Linked DNA regions of Homo sapiens: region 1 is linked to region 2. Evidence: read pairs that join two places in POLR2A ChIA-PET (ENCODE). Cell type or tissue: GM12878. All regions are shown on one strand. Each heading gives the region's core, and the rest is flanking DNA. Links, peaks and the distances in the headings are about the cores only.

Evidence for each region. ChIA-PET counts read pairs that join two places held together with the same protein. Peaks named below come from ENCODE experiments on the same cell type or tissue, not always from the same donor. Only the 100,000 strongest peaks of a DNase experiment are listed, where the experiment ranks them.
Region 1: POLR2A ChIA-PET joins it to region 2 with 5 read pairs; 3 of 35 experiments call an interaction of 5 or more read pairs at or near these places.

Annotation. Positions count from the first base shown.
Region 1 is chr17:13,507,720-13,516,063 of GRCh38, reverse strand. The region is part of intron 1 of HS3ST3A1 (heparan sulfate-glucosamine 3-sulfotransferase 3A1); the gene reads left to right. Among named protein-coding and RNA genes, the nearest start is that of MIR548H3, 32 kb to the left of the region's middle. In GM12878, for the core only: no CTCF peak of the experiment used is centred there; no DNase peak of the experiment used is centred there; H3K4me3 peaks cover 612 bases; H3K27ac peaks cover 624 bases.
Region 2 is chr17:13,576,960-13,585,283 of GRCh38, reverse strand. All of the region lies in intron 1 of HS3ST3A1 (heparan sulfate-glucosamine 3-sulfotransferase 3A1), which reads left to right. Among named protein-coding and RNA genes, the nearest start is that of HS3ST3A1, 21 kb to the left of the region's middle. RefSeq lists silencers at 1,005-1,205, 3,125-3,325. In GM12878, for the core only: no CTCF peak of the experiment used is centred there; no DNase peak of the experiment used is centred there.

The DNA.
Region 1 (8,344 bases), core at 111-8,110, 69 kb after region 2:
GCTGGGATTACAGGTGTGAGCCAACACGCCAGGCCCGTGAATATATAAAGAACTTTTAAAACTCAGCAGTAAGAAAATAAACAGCCCCATGTAAAAATGGGCAAAAAACTGTAATAAACATTTCAATAAGGAGGCAATTAAACACATAAAAAGACGTTCAACATCATTCATCAATAGGAAAAGGTAAATTAAAACCACCATGTGATACCACCACACAACTATTAGAATGGCTAAAATTATTTTTAAAAACTGATAACATTAAGTGCTGACAAGGATGTGGAGCAAAAGAAACCCTCATACATTGCTTTTGGGAAATGAGAAATGGGAGACACTTTTTAAAACAGTTTGGCAGTTACTTATAAAGTTACACATATACTTGTTAAATGACCCAGCAATTTTGCTCCTTACTATTTAGCCTATGGTAAAACTTGTATTCACATACAACCTCTGCAAAATGTTAATAACAGTTCTAGTCATAAACATTGAAAACTGTTACTGACCACGATGTCCTCCAGCAGTTAAATGGATAAACAAATCGTGGTGCATGTAGGCAATAGAATACTATTCAGCAAAAAAAAAAAAAAAAAAAAAACTGAAACAAACTGGTTGGACACAGTGGCTCATGCCTGTAATCCCAGCACTTTGGGAGGCGAAGGCAGGCAGATCACCTGAGGTCACGAGTTCAAGAACAGCCTGGCCAACATGGTGAAAACCCATCTCTACTAAAAATACAAAAATTAGCCAGGTATGATGGCACATGCCTGTTATGCCAGCTACTCGGGAAGCTGAGGCGGGAGAATCGCCTGAACCCAAGAGGTGGAAGTTGCAGTGAGCCAAGATAGTGCCCTGCACTCCAGCCTGGGCAAAAGAGGGAAACTCGTCTCAGAAAATATATGTTATTGCAATTTTATATGTCTCAGATCTAATGTGAAATTTCCTATTCTAGAACATTTTTTATTGAATGTATTTTCTTCCAAATACATTGAAGAATTATACAATATTTTAATTAAATCCCCTTTCCCTCTTCATTTCCATTTGAATTGGCATTTCATAAAATGTAAGTACTAGTTTAGGAAGAGATGACTTTTTAGTACATATAGTTCATTAATCTAGGAAAATTATATGGCTTTTATTGATATAAATTTTCTTTTATGTTCCTCAGTAAAATTCTTATTTTGTTTTATATTTAAATTAACATTTAGCAAAACTGACATTTCTGGAAGACAACTCTATGAAATCCAGTATGTGTACTGATTTGCATAACCAACACCACCATCTGAATATAAAACAGTTTCATCACTTTAATCTCATGCTATCACTTTGTAGTCTTACCCTCTCCTCGTCTCTGGCAACGTTTCCTCAAAAGGAAACGCCATACCTATAAACACCTGACCTCCCATGATCCACCCTCCTTGTCCTCTCAAAGTGCTGGGATTACAGGCATGGGCCATCACACCCAGCCAAATTGCAATAATTAAAAGAGTGCTCTACTAATGCCAGGACAAGCATAGAACAGTATCAAAACTCCAAACACAAAATGAAGGATACATAGCAACTTAGTATATGATGTAGGTGGCGTGTCAGTACTGGATAAAAGGACAGGTACTTGTTCATAATTTTAAAATATATATATTTCAAATTTGACTTTAACCATGATTTAAACTGAATTTAAAAATAAATAAAATACAAGTCAAAGATGGATATTTATTTATTTAATGTTAAGATTAGAAAGGCCTTTCTTAGGAAACATCATAAAGGAAAAGCAAAAGTCATAAAGAAAAACATTGATGGATTTAAAACTATTTTTTAAAAACCACTATAAATAAAAAAAGAAACAAGAAAGGATAAACTGGATGTTTGCTACCTAAAAGACAAGGGATAAATATCATTAATGTAAAGAAAATATTTGAAATCTAAGAAAAAAAATCCCATTAGAAAAAAATAGACAAAACATACATAACCAAAAAATGTCTTTGAAAATCATAATCTTGATAAACATCTGGGAAATGGTCTAATTGAAAACATAAGTATTAAAATATTAAAAAATCATTTCCCTATGCTTACTAGAAGCAATTTAAATATAATACAAAGTGTTAAGGAGTGTATGAGAAAATATATACTTTAATATACTGAAATGGAACCAAAATATTTTAAATAATATATTAAGATTCAAAGACAAAATATAAATACCTTCATAGAAGTTTTACAGTATGGCTCCAAAGCTTTTAAAATACTCATGCCTTCATTTCTACTTCGAGGAAACAATTAAACATGTGAATGAAAATGTTTGACTTTAGAAACAACCCACGTATCCAATAATAAGGGATTCACTAAACACTTTATGGCATTTCATAAAATAGGATACTGCGCAGCAATTTAAAACGAAGTAGATGTGTAATTAATGACAAGAATGGTGTTTCTATTTATTCCAGAGTGCAAAAGGCAGTTTAGAATAGTGTGTGCACAATATAATTGAATTTTATAAATAAGTTATTAACATAAAGCTCTGCATAGAATGAGATCTGCATGGATGTATTTTTAAATGCTATATCGGAGCGGTGGTTGAGTAATTTTACTTTCTAGAATTTTGTGCTTCTCTGGGAATTTTCTAAGTTTTCTGTAATGAACCTTTTTTGCATGTAGAATTTTTTGAATGTTGTTGAAGTTTAATTTTTTTAAAAGCCCATTTGGAAAGCTGCTATTTTCCAAATGGGCTGCTCCCCCCAGAGCCTAGCATGTTTCGTTTTCCTGTGCTGAAAGAAGAGGGATTTCTGTTCCGTCACACAGATGTGAGGCGTCTGCAGCATTTCTGCTGCGGTGGAGCCACCTAGTCCGCGTGAAGTGCCTCATCTGGAAAGTTTAGCTCCTGACAGCCCCAGGCTTTTTTGGAATGGACAGCCTGTCTGCCGGCCTTGTTTTCCTTCACCATGACTTAGCTCTAAGTCCTGGTGTGTTTTCTTCTGGCCCACCCTTTACATTTCAGGTCCCTGAATGAAGGCCCGCATACCCTATGTCTGAACATTTAAAAAGTTATGAATCAAGCTAATAAACTGTTACATGAAATACATCCTATTCTCCTATTTTGACAAATATTCCCTCCTAACAACAAAACAGAAAAAATATATAAATCTATTATTTTTCTATGTCTGAAAGTTGGCAAATGACCAAAAATGACTCAATTTAATTATTATTGCTCATTTGGGCATTCTGTTGATGGGCCAGCAATGTTGGGATGAGTAATAAAACAAAGACATACGCAGATCATGAACTACTACATACTTACGCAGTACAATTTATTTTTTTATCCCTTAATTTCAACAAAATACTAATTATGCTACAATCAAGATTTTGAATACTAATTTTATTCTACTGACAGCAATGGTCTAAAGCAGGAGGTGAAAAATGTTTTATGAAAAGGTCCAGATAATGAATATTTTGCAGGCCACGTGATCTCTGTCACAAGTACCCAGTCCAGTGTTTGTGGTTCAAAAGCTGCCGAGAGGATACATTTGCAAATGGACATGGCTATGTTTCAATAAAACTTTATTGACAAAAATAGCTGACCACCACTGCTATCCAATCCCAGAGCACTTTCATCTCGTCAAAAGGAAACGTCATGCCTGTTAAGCACTCACTCCTATTCCCCACACCCCTCAGCCCTTGGCAACAACTAATCTGCTTTCTGTCACTATAGATTTGCTTATTCTGAATGTGTCATATAAATGGGATCATGCAGTTTTTTTTTTTTTTTTTTTTTTGAGACGGAGTCTCGCTCTGTCGCCCAGGCCGGACTGCGGACTGCAGTGGCGCAATCTCGGCTCACTGCAAGCTCCGCTTCCCGGGTTCACGCCATTCTCCTGCCTCAGCCTCCCCAGTAGCTGGGACTACAGGCGCCCGCCACCGCGCCCGGCTAATTTTTTGTATTTTTAGTAGAGACGGGGTTTCACCTTGTTAGCCAGGATGGTCTCGATCTCCTGACCTCAGGGATCATGCAGTTTAAAAAACTAGCTGGTGTTGGCCTGTGGGCCATAGCTTGATGACCTCTGATCTAAAGGATTTTTGAAGTGCAAGTGTACAAATTTGAATATATTTTGATCCAAAATATGAATTAAAGTAAATGTAAAATTTAAGAAATGAAAATTATTTCCACGTGTATTTAAAAGTTGTCTTTATTTCTAAAATATTCCAAGTTATCTATCAAAATTCAAAGACAAAATATAGATTCTAATTAATAAATATAAAATGTTGAAATAAAAATTATTTTAAATTGACTTCCTAATTTTTAAATTGTAATTAAATCTCAAACATATTTATAAAGTTAGAACTGTTCTCCATTCTAGCTTTTAACATCCATCTAGTTGCCACTAGAAAGAATCAGTACCATGCTTCAGCTGTTTCATCTAGACCTACATATTTATACATGTCAGAGTGGCATCAGTTGCTTCATTATAAAATATGCCCCTCCACCTCCACGTGCGAATGTTGTGATTACCTCCATAATGTGTTAATATCTTCAGGACCGTGAACTGGATTAGGAGGAGAAGCAGAGAAATGAGCACTCAGTAATACCAGGAAATGATACTTTTACTTCAAGAGGCTATTTCATGCTCTCTGATAGGAAGCACTGGATAAGCTACTTAATTTGATTTTTTTTCTCTTAGCTAACTACTTCCCTCACCCAAATCCTTCCCCTAACTTGAAGCAGTGTCTATCTGCTGCAACACAACCCCTGTATGTTCTCAGCATTTGGCCCTTTTGTTTTAAAGACACAGGGCAAGAGGTTTGCAGAAGCATTTCCCTGGGATTTAAATATGAGAGTGGATATTTAGGGTTTCTGGTTGCACTATGCTGATGCTGGAGTGACGGTTTCTGTAATAAATTTGTGTGTGTATGCAATTTGTGGGAACTACCAAATTGTGGGACTTAAAGTCAGAGCCCTTCTTACCTGTGTCCCTATTGGATGGATGGTTTTACTTCTTCGTAGTGGTACGTGGTACAGCTGCACTAAGAGGCTATGTAAAATGCCAACTCCGGGATGGCTTTCCCAAAGTTTGTTTTGTCTGCATGCCTCATTTCATGATGACATTATTATTTTGGAGGTTTTATATCATAAGAGTGATTAATAAGAGATTATTTTGGAAGTTTGTTTTGATCTGTATGAGACAAAATGTTTCTCCTTTTCTCCTGTTCAAAATCAAGGACATGGTGGTGGGTGCCTGTAATCCCAGCTACGCGGGAGGCTGAGGCAGGAGACTCACTTGAACCTGGGAAGTGGAGGTTGCAGTGAGCCAAGATCTCGCCACTGCACTCCAGCCTGGGTCACAGAGCAAGACTTCGTATAAAAAAAAAAAAAAATCAAGGACACTGAGATATTCACACAGGGTGAGGATGGCAAATTTTAGAAAGAATATCCTAGCAGTTCAAGACCCCAGACTCCTGCCAAAATCATAGCTGCAAGTCACTTCTCCTGGTTCAAACTTAAAAGACATATTGATTTAGCACCTACCGTGTGTCCAGAATCTAACTAGTAGAATAAAATAAACTGACAGAAAAATAGCGAATGAACAAACAACCAACAACAAAAAAAACCACCATCGCCAAAATATGACGAAGAACCTTTCTAAAATTTTGATTTATCCTCATCATGTTTCTCTCTCAGCTTCCCCACTCTCCTTAGATTGTTGATTTGCAAGCAAGGAAAAACACGTTTTCCCCCCTTATCTCCAGCTGCACATATGCAAAGACTCGATAATTCCTGGCTGATGAGAGCTCTCTGTTCCGAAGCAGCTGCCTGCAGTTGCACAAAAGCCGATAGCACAGCTCTCAGACTAATCATTTATAAAACTCCTGTCAAGAGCGCAGATCAGCCTAGATGTGGGGTTTGCTGTGGCAGCCACCACAGAGCCAGGAGAGGGGCCTGCCCTTGGCCCAGGCTCTCCCCACTTTGAATAAGAATTCCATTCTCCCCTTCTAGATGCTGACCTGAGAACCAGGTAGGCTGAAGAAAAGCCAGTTCTCCCTTTAATCAGGACTCAACATTTAATGTAACTTTCACAGTTCAGAAGCACTACGAGGGAATTCCACCCCCAGCCCCCAAGATGAATTTTGTTTTTCAGATAATCAAGCCCTGGGCACATTATATTTCTAGAATTCAGGCAGAATAATGTAACATAGAAAGAACAGTGAGCCAAGCATCAGAAGACTCAGAATCTAAGCCTGGCTTTTTGTGTTCTTTCGGCTGAATGACTTAGGACAAGCCCCTTCTCAAACCTTTCAACATCTGTGAAATGAAGCAGCTGGATTAGGGGATTTCTAAGGTTCTTTCCAGTTCTAATTTTTAGTGGTGCTGCTTGGAAGAATACAGTCCTTGCACTTTCCTATCTCTGGTAGATTCTAGATTCTTCTCTTTTTTTCTTCTATCTTCTTGCTCTCTTCTCTGTCTCCTTGTAACCTATCAATCTCTCTCTGTCTCTCTCTCGCACACAAATACACACACACTTCTAAGGGCTTGTAAATATCGATCAGGCTTTAGATCCTAACTAACTTAATTACATTTTATTTCTGCTGTGTATTTGTCATCATTTTTATGGACACATTAAGAATAATTCTTTAAGACATTTCTATTTTGACTGATTTTACATGGCCCCTCATTTTACTGAAATACACTCACTTTTTCATTCTTGTGCTTTTAATTTTTCTCTATTTATTGTTCAGTTGAAATGAACCTTCGAGTTTGTTTGTTTCCCAGGGTTACATGGGTGTTAAGTTTTTTAAACCATTGCATATCTGAAAATGTCATTTTCATATGTCATCAAATGAAATAAAACTTAGCTGAGCATAAAGGTCTTTTTCCCTTTAAGCTCTTCTCCACTTTGGGCACTTATTACTGAAGGCTAAAGCCCAACTCCCCCGTCTCCTCCTTCATTTGTCAGTAGCCTAGGTGTCATGTTATTTGTTTCTCTTTCTGTTTAAATGCCAGGAAGTACTTCCTTTTTTCTCAAACTCTAAAAACTTGCTAGTATTTTCAAATTGTGGATCTCTGCCAGGGCCAGGACCAGGGTGAGGCAAGATTGGCACTTAGGCTAAAAAAAAAAAAAAAATTAAAGAGATGCTTACCCTCAAAGTAGGAAATATTACTTTTTGCTTGGTACACAAAGAATGTCGGAAGTCCAGAGATGGCCCCACGGTGGGGAAGTACAACATATTCCTACCTTTCCCAGGTGGTTTCTGAGGCTCTGATCATCTTACAGATTCTGACATAATTAGGTTGTTTGTGAATTTTAGTTTTCAGTGTTGTAAAGTTATTTCTTTGGATATTATTTGATACTTTGATAGGACATTGATAGAAGCACACCGGCTCCTAGGAGACAGAAACCACTTTAAAACAGAATTTGGGACAATGCCTACCGTGTTAGAAATGGTATTTTACATCTTATGAATACATGAGTTCCCTCAATGAAGTTAACATAGAAAGGGGGATCAGGGGTTGAAGCAATGAGCCTTGTAAGTTACTGGTTTATTTTTACTGTTTCTAAGAGTCAATGAAAGAGAAAATGTGTGGAATTGCTTGGGAAACTCTAAGATCCAACAGAAACATAAAGGATTCTTACTTGAATTTATGAGCCCAAAACACTCTCGCCCCTTGTCTTCCAGGAGGACTCTTTGATCTGACCTGACTACAGATGGATTCGTTATCTTTTCATGAGGTTCCCCAAAATTAACGATCAAGAGTCCTTGAGTTTTCTCTCCTCCTCTGGAGTCCAGGGAACCCTGTGCTGTTTTCTTGAAGTAAGCTTTGGTACATATTGTGTCATAAAGACTAGTGAGAATAAGAATCAATTTTTTTTTCTCTTTCTTCTTTACCTGGTCGTTAAAAGTTTTAAAAGGAGTCTGCTATCAATGGCGCTGGTCAGTGTCCTGGGCTCTAACCCTGATGTTTAGCTTATCTTGATGATGATTTGGTTCTTAGAATTGCATATCCAGATTCGGTTGGTGTGGGAGCTGCTTCAAAAATATAAGTCTTCCTCTCCCACAGAAGCCAATTCAAACAACAAGTAAAGGGAGTTTTCTTTCCATCCTTATAAGTCACGTTTTCAGAGGGGTCCCACATAACAACAGCAGGAAAAGAAATATTGATGTGAGTGGGCTCGGCCCAAGGGATGGCGAGCTGACAGCACAGAGAGTTCCCAGCAGTTTCCCCTGCTCCCAGACACACACCATCGAGGACCCACAGGAACTACCTTCTTGCCATGGCCATGAAAAGAGCATGTTTTTCTAGCATGTTCTGCTGCCAGAGGCTTCCAAAAACAGACACAGTTCTGTTTGGCTGTATAGACTTAAAAAA
Region 2 (8,324 bases), core at 325-8,324:
AGGTTGCAGTGAGCTGAGATTGCACCACTGCACTCCAGCCTGGGCGACAGAGCAAGACTCTGTCTCAAAAAAAAAAAAAAAAAAAAAAAAAAAAAAAGCACAGAAAAATGAGTATTTAGATTGTAATTGGCGGCTAAATGGTTGTTCATGGTATAGTTCTTTCAAAGTTTTGCTCTAACTTACATTTCCACAATAAATGCTGGTAATGAGGATGGGAGGATGGTTTCAAGGTCCGTGGTATCAAATACTACAGAAAGGATGAATACAGGTTTTATTATTTGCCTTGTGAGTTAAGAAGTCATTGGTGACCTTGAAGCCAGGTGGGCTTTTGCGGTGTGACAGAAGCCACATGGCATGGGGTGATGAGTAAATGGAAATGTGTCAGAAGACACAGGAATGTAATGAACTTCACCAGTGTATCTGTGTAATCTTTGCCACCTTCCCTATCTTTCCTGGACTTGAGTCACCCAATGGGATCCTCATACTTGCTTTGTGATGATTATGACTAGTTATCCACGTGAATAAAACTTCCTGAGATGAAAAGAGGGTTTAGAATGTGCTTACTGTATTTTTTCCTGGTTACTGCACCTATATGCCCTGGTTTCTGTGTTTATGTGTTTGCTTATGTATAGTGGCATGATTAATTGTTTTTTTAATCAGAGAGTTTTAGCCAAATCAATCCTTCCTTTCTTCCTTCCTTCCCTCCTTCCTTCCTTCTTTCCTTCCTTCCTTCTTTCCTTCCTTCCTTCTTTCCTTCCTTCCTTTTTTCCTTCCTTCCTTCTTTGCCTCCCTCCCTCCCTCCGTCTCTCCCTTCCTTCCTTCCTTCCTTCCTCTCTCTCTCTTTCTTCTTTTTTTTTTTTGGAAATTGCAGGTTGTGCTCTTTGGATGAATGCTTATGGTTTCCATCCTTAATGATTAAACACACGTAGCCATGTAGCAACTGAAATGCCTGTTTAATTTTCGTGAACATTTTGGTAAAAGCATAGTGGTTCTTCTTCAAGGCAGCACTTGTACCAGTCTATTCTAAGCTCCATTGCAAGTATGAAAATAAAGACAAACTTGCTTTAAGAATCTCCATTTTTTGAATACTTGCTTGAAGATTTCATCAGAGAATGAAGAAATTTAAATACCTTATGGTTTTTCCTCATTAACATTGAAGGCTTTTAAAAAGTTTTAACCATTGGCTATTCTTCCATCAGTGACATATTTTTATGTGTTCACTATGAATACCAGATAGCACATAAAATCCAGGTACTCTTTGCTTTGCATTCAATACTTTCCTTTTTCTTCTCTGGAAATCATGGTAATGGTGAGAAATCCTCAAAAACGAAGCAAAGCAAAAACCCTCAGGAGTGAGAAAACCAAACCAATGTATTATTGCTTTATTGTCTGACTCACAAATGTACTGCTCATGGCAAAACAAAACCAAACTAAGCCAAATACCGTTGTAGTGTTCAATTTCTCATTTAGTTCACAGCGAATATTTCTCTCCAACTCATAGAGGTTCGTAGAGAAAAGAAATAGAGAAAATTTCAAGCTGAATGTTATTTAAAATAAGTGGAGTGACTATGTAAAGTTCAACAACTATGTTCATGTCATCTCTTTAGATTTAATATTGGGATATTGCAAATAATTAATGTATTTCACCATGAGTTTCTTTTCCAGTTTGATAAAAAAATCTAAGGGTAGGCCTTTAGCAGCATGGTGACGTGTTAAGGGGCATTTTTCTGGAGGGGATGAGGGAGAAGAGAAATTGAGAGTATGAGGAGCCCAGAAAACTGGAGAATGTAAAAGCTGGTGGCTTAAGTTTAAACAAATACGTGCCTGAGATCTTCACTTTTCTAATATCCTGATTAAAATAAAGCCAGACTCCTTGTGACTCTCTGCATATATGTAACAAAATTTAGAATATTTCATTGCATGACCAGAAACTCCACACAACTGCAGCAGAGGAGAAAATAGAAAACCAAAAGGGGAAGAGAAAAGAGAAAGTAGCCCTCATCAAATGCTTCAGAGGCCCACCAATAAAAGGGCAAAGAGGCCAACATGAAGGGGAATGTGATTTAACGGCAGTTTCAAATTTTCTTAGTGGTCGAGTCAGATTTTTTCAAGGAATAACTCTGAAGACTTCTGTGAGTCCTAAAATTCACAGATGCCGAAATGTTTGTATCTTCTCTACGTCTCCCGCGTCTCATGCCTTTCTATGGCCGTGGATTTCCAGTGGATTTCCTCATACCCACAATTTATTGCCTTTCAGTTACCACTATAATTTTGTTCACAAAGTTGCATTTTTCTCTCATATCTGGAGAATGAATGGCTGTAACATCTTCACAGGAATTTAAACTATCTGCCTCTACAAAATTAACAAATGACTGAGTCTCAGGAACTGTGCAGGCTACTTACACATTATCAAAGAGCAAATGTGAATCTTTGCCTGCCAGAGGTTACTCTGTATTACAGCATTATCTAAAAAATAAGTCACTCGGAAAGACACCATAGTATTTTAAATATGATTTCTGATAGACTGATTGATTTCTCAGGGAAAGAAAGCATGAAAATCATTAAGTAATATAATGAATGAGAAAGTAGTACTATGCAAATGAAAACGTGATTATTTTGAAATCTTAGAAATACGTTGGGCATTAAATGTTTCATTTCACGTGCAACTCCTTGATCGTTTAGCAAACCACATCAGTGGACAGATTATATTTTGGCTGTATTCATGCAAGCATGTTTTTCCTTCATTTATAAAAAAGCAAATAAAGCATAGTTCATTTAAATAGCTACATGAGTATATTGATTTGGACTTCTGACTTATGTATTCCTATTATCATAGTATACTAGCACAGTTGTAAAGGTTCGGGCAAAATTATTGCCCTTTTAAACAGGAAGTTCTTAAAAACCAAATAATAACTGGATATTTAAGCAACTTCAATACATTGATTTGGGCATATGACTTTTATGTATGCCTATTATCAGAATTGCATAGAATATGCTAGCTCAGTTTTAAAAGCTCAGGCAAAATCATTTTCCTTGAAAACAGAAAGTTCTTTTTCTTCCTCCCCAAGGCCGCTAAAAATTTGAACTATTGAACTCAGATTTGAGTGATGATGTACTATACTTTGCCAAACGAGTTGTTTCCCCTTTTATAACATCCATCAGAAAAAAAAAAGAGGAGGAACACTTCCTGTCATTTGTTCATTGGTCAAACTGTTTGCCAGGAAAGTCTTTTTTTGTGTGTCTGTTTGCTTAAGTCAAGGTAATTTTAAAATAGGAAGAAAATTTCACACCGTTCTCAGGTGACATTTAGGAAAGAAAAAAGTATGAGTCTGTGTGTTACATTCTATTGGCACAGAAATGCCCAGACAGTAGTTAAAGGGCGACCCCCTGGGAACTGAGTTTATTTATTCTTATCTAAATATAAAGTACCTTGTTATTAAGAAAAAAGTACACTATCACAAAATCTCATTATTAGCATTGGAAATGAACTTGGGGTCATTTAGCCCAATACTTATCTGATAGACCAAAGTTTATTAAAACAGTTCTGTAGCTATTCTAGTCATCAAATCATGTTTTTAAGATAAGTTCTCAAAACATTGATATAACATAACTTATTTGGATGGTAAAAATATTTATTCAGTCCATTGCTTGCTTGCCTGCTCATTGACAAGCACATTCACATCTATTTATTCTGTATTTGTGTGGCTAGTTGTTTTCAGACAGTGTTGGGTGTGTAGACAACTTTAGAAATATTATTTTATTAGCTTATGTTAAAGTTTATTAATTAGGAAGTTTCTACGTTTTTTTTTTTTTTTTTGAGATAGAGTCTCACTTCATCACCCAGGCTGGAGTGCAGTGGCTCGATCTCAGCCCACTGCAACCTCTCTCTCCCGGGTTCAAGTGATTCTCATGCCTCAGCCTCCTGAGTAGCTGGGACTACAGGTGCGTGCCACCACACCCAGCTAATTTTTGTATTTTTAGTACAGACAGAGTTTTGCCATGTTGGCCAGGCTGGTCTTCAACTCCTGACCTCAGGTGATCCACCCACTGCAGAAGCTTCTACTATTATGTGTATATAGCACATATATAAATGTATATGATAGACATATAAGTTAAGTCAGTTCTGCTGTAATGCTTGTATTGAAATGCAAATTTGTTCCAATGGAATTAATATATTAATATTAATATCTTTGAGCATACCATTTGACCATAATGTGAGCTTTGCATTTGCTTATGTGCATTTTCATTCACAAGAAACGGCAGTGAATACAGAAAAGCGAAAGTTGCACCCAGCCTCACAGGAATACACAAGCACACACATGCAGGTACATGCCCCAACCGCCTACCAGAGACCTCAATTGACTGTGTGTGTTCTTTTTTTTGTTTGTTTTTGAGATGGAGTTTTGCTCTTGTTGCCCAGGCTGGAGTGCAATGGCGTGATCTCGGCTCACGACAACCTCCGCCTCCTGGGTTCAAGCGATTCTACTGCCTCAGCCTCCCGAGTAGCTGGGATTATAGGCATGTGTCACCACGTCCGGCTAATTTTGTATTTTTAGTAGAGATGGAGTTTCTCCATGTTGGTCAGGCTGATCTCGAACTCCGACCTCAGGTGATCTGCCTGTCTCAGCCTCCCAAAGTGTTAGTATAACAGGCGTGAGCCACTGCACCTGGTCCACTGTGTGTGTTCTGAGTCTTACCCCTAAAATCTGGCTTTAAGCTGGATTTTACTTTACTATGTTTTTCTTTTTAAAATTATTATTTTTTATTAACTTGTTTTTAATTGACAAATACTAATTGTGTGTATAAATGTATAAACAGGGTACAGTGTGATGTTTTGCTGATCTGATTTTAGATAACCTTCCATTCACCACTTCACAATAATTCACAAACTGCAACCCCTCCAATGCCCACTTCCATGAGAAAACACTAGGGCTTTTTCAAAGTCAAAGTGTCATTTTTATTTTAGAATTTCTGGATTTCTTAACCATCAACATGTATGGAACTGTGTTACCATTGTTATTTAGGTTCTTTTTATTTTTTTTAATGTACCACTGAGAAAATTTTAAGTGTTGTACCCTAATCCTATTTTCCTCTAAGTCCTGTGGTTTTTTTAATCTGTGAATTTTTATCAGCATAGTGATTTGAAGAATGCGTGTGTTGGCATTATAGCACAACAGACTGTATATGCTGCCCCTTACGAAAAACATGGCAAATGCAATGGCAAATGCAAGACATGGCAAATGCAAAACTGGTAGCCTTGCTTTTGTTTTGTTTTTAACCTAATTAAGATCATAGTATATGTATAATTTCTTTTTTCTTTTTTTTTTTTTTTTTTTTTTTAGACAGAGTCACTCTGTCACCCAGGCTGAGTGCAGGGGCACGATCTCAGCTCACTGCAACCTCTGCCTCCCAGGCTCCCGAATAACTGGGATTACAGGCAAGCGCCACCACGGCCCCACTAATTTTTGTAGTTTTAGTAGAGACAGGGTTTCCCCATGTTGACCTCAGGTGATCTGAGGAGTTCTGTCAGTCTCCCAAAGCATAATTTCTTATGATTTTTTTTTTTTTTTTTTTTTTTTTTTGGAGATGGAGTCTGGCTCTGTCACCCAGGCTGGAATGCAGTAGTGTGATCTTGGCTCACTGCAACCTCCGCCTCCCAAGTTCAACCAATTCTCCTGCCTCAGCCTCCCAAGTAGCTGGGATTACAGGTATGCGCCACCTGCCCAGCTAGTTTTTGTATTTTTTAGTAGAGACAGGGTTTCACCATGTTGGCCAGGTTGGTCTGGAACTCCTGAGTGCAAGTGATCTGCCCACCTCGGCCTCCTATAGTGCTGGGATTACAAGAGTGAGCCACTAGGCCCAGCCTAAATCCTCTTTTAAGAGTATCTCATAGTAATCATTACCCCTTTAAGGTACTTTTTAATTTGGGACTATTATAAGGGATACTTTTGATGGGAATCTTTGTTTGTAATGTTATTTCTAATATTGAGTAAGAGTTTAGAATACATTTCAAGAAGTAGAATCATAAGGTCAAAGGCTATGAACATTTGATACATACTGCCAAATCGACGTCCAAAATGGTTGTATGATTTTACACTCCCGGCAGTACTGTACCAATAGAACAGTGGTAGAGTTTCCACATCTTTATGATGCTGAAACAACAAAGACAAAAAATTTCATTAAAATGAAAAAACGTGTCCAGTTATATGAATGGCTTTCTTTTTTGAAAAGATACACAGTGCTAGGCATCTGGGAATTTAAAAATATATAATTATGTGATATGGTCAAGAAAATGTTCAGCTTATCTAGTAATAAATGTTTTCCTAGGTAGCTGCATGTTGCTTGCATATTTTGTATATTTAATAAAAATGACAAATTTGAGTATCTTTAATAATGAAAAATCAACATCTATTTTGAATACATGAAGTAATTCAAACAGTCAAATACTTGACACACCTGCAAATAATTGCTTATATTGACATGATCTCTGTAATTCCTCTTACTCAGGTAAGATTTTGTTATTAGGGTGTGTCTGGTGTTATGCTAAAAATCTAATCAACATTCATTCGTTCAGTATTACCAAGTCTCTTTCCTGTGGCAAGCACTGTACTGAACACTGGATATGTATGTCTAGGAGAGACTGGGCCCAGGCTTCAGATTAGATTGAATAAATTTTCAGACACCACTGTGGAAACCCTGACTTTTTTTTTTTTTTTTTTTTGAGATGGAGTCTGGCTCTGTCACCCGGGCTGGAGTGCAGTGGCACGATCTTGGCTCACTGCAACCTCTGCCTCCTGGGTTCAAGTGATTCTTCTACCTGCACTTCCCAAGTAGCTGGGACTACAGGCGCCCACCACCAAGCCCAGCTAATTTTTTTTTTTTTTTTTTTTGTATTTTTGTAGAGACGGGGATTTCACCGTGTTGGCCGGGCTGGTCTTGAACTCCAGACCTCAGGTGATCCGCCCACCTCGGCCTCACAAAGCTCTGAGATTACAGGCGTGAGCCACCATTCCCGGCCTGGAAACCCTGACTTTTAAAAAGATTTTAAGCATTTTTTAAAAGATTGCATGGATTCTGTTGTCTGGATGTCCCATAAGTCACTTAGGCAATCCTTATTGTTCAATGTTTAACTTGATTCCAATATTTCACTATGACTAAAACTGCCGTGGACTCCTTGTAACTAAATCTTTAATGCTCACCTATCATTATTTTCTTATGATAACTTCTCAGCAGAAAAAATGGCTGAGTAAAGTGATATATGCATTTTTTAAATCTTTTGACGCCTGTTACAAAATTGCCCTTTGGAAAAGTTGTATCAAATACTGTCTCTGGTAGTGTGAAGATGCCCGTTTTGATTGGGTTCTAGATTAAGAGCTATTCTAAGAATTCTTTTGACACACACACACACACACACACCAGAAACTGCTACCAAAATTTCTTGTCTTCTTTAAAATAGTCACTAGACTTAAAAGCTGGGGCCTGAACTTGATGCAAATGGTAGTCATATTGACTAGGATAATAAAGCACTTTCTAGTAGGGATCTAGCCGTGGCTTTGCCATTAATTAATTGGTGAACTTGTACATACTTGTGTTTTATCTCTGACTGAGTTTTTTTCATCTTCTAAATAAAAATGTCAAATTTGGTGATTTCTGTTGGTTTCCTCCAAGCCTACAGTTGTATTATTCTATATGTATTCTGTCCTGGATTATGTAAATTTTGACTAAGGAAAGCTTGTGGGTATGACTGTTGTCATGAATGTCCTCAAGCTCTCATTATTCCTCTGTCCCGGGAGGGAGAAGTTAGCTGTACTGGTTTCCTTGCCAGACCAAAAGGCTCTTCAGAGTGGAAGGCAGTGGGGAAGGAAGGTCTTCTTTCATGAGGCAGTCAGAAAGCAACCCCAGGAATACAATGAACTGATAATAGCTTGGAGAACTGGAGACTAGCAAGATTTCCTCCAGTCCTGGCCAGGCAGACTCAGGGTGAAGAAACCTTAGTTCCATGAATTAATAGCATGCTGAGTAGGTGTTATCATTTGGCTGTGTCCCTACCCAAATCTCATCTTGAATTATAGCTCCCATAATTTCCATGTGTCATGGAAGGGACCTGGTGGAAGGTAATTGAATCATGGGGGTGGATCCTTCCTGTGCTGTTCTTGCAATAGTGAATAAGTCTCAAGAGATCTGAAGATTTTATAAAGGGGAGTTCCCCTGCACACGCCCTCTTGTCTGCCACCATGTAAAGCATGCCTTTGCTCTTCCTTTGCCTTCTGCAATGATTGTGAGGCCTCCCCAGCCATGTGGAACTGTAAGTCCATTAAATCTCT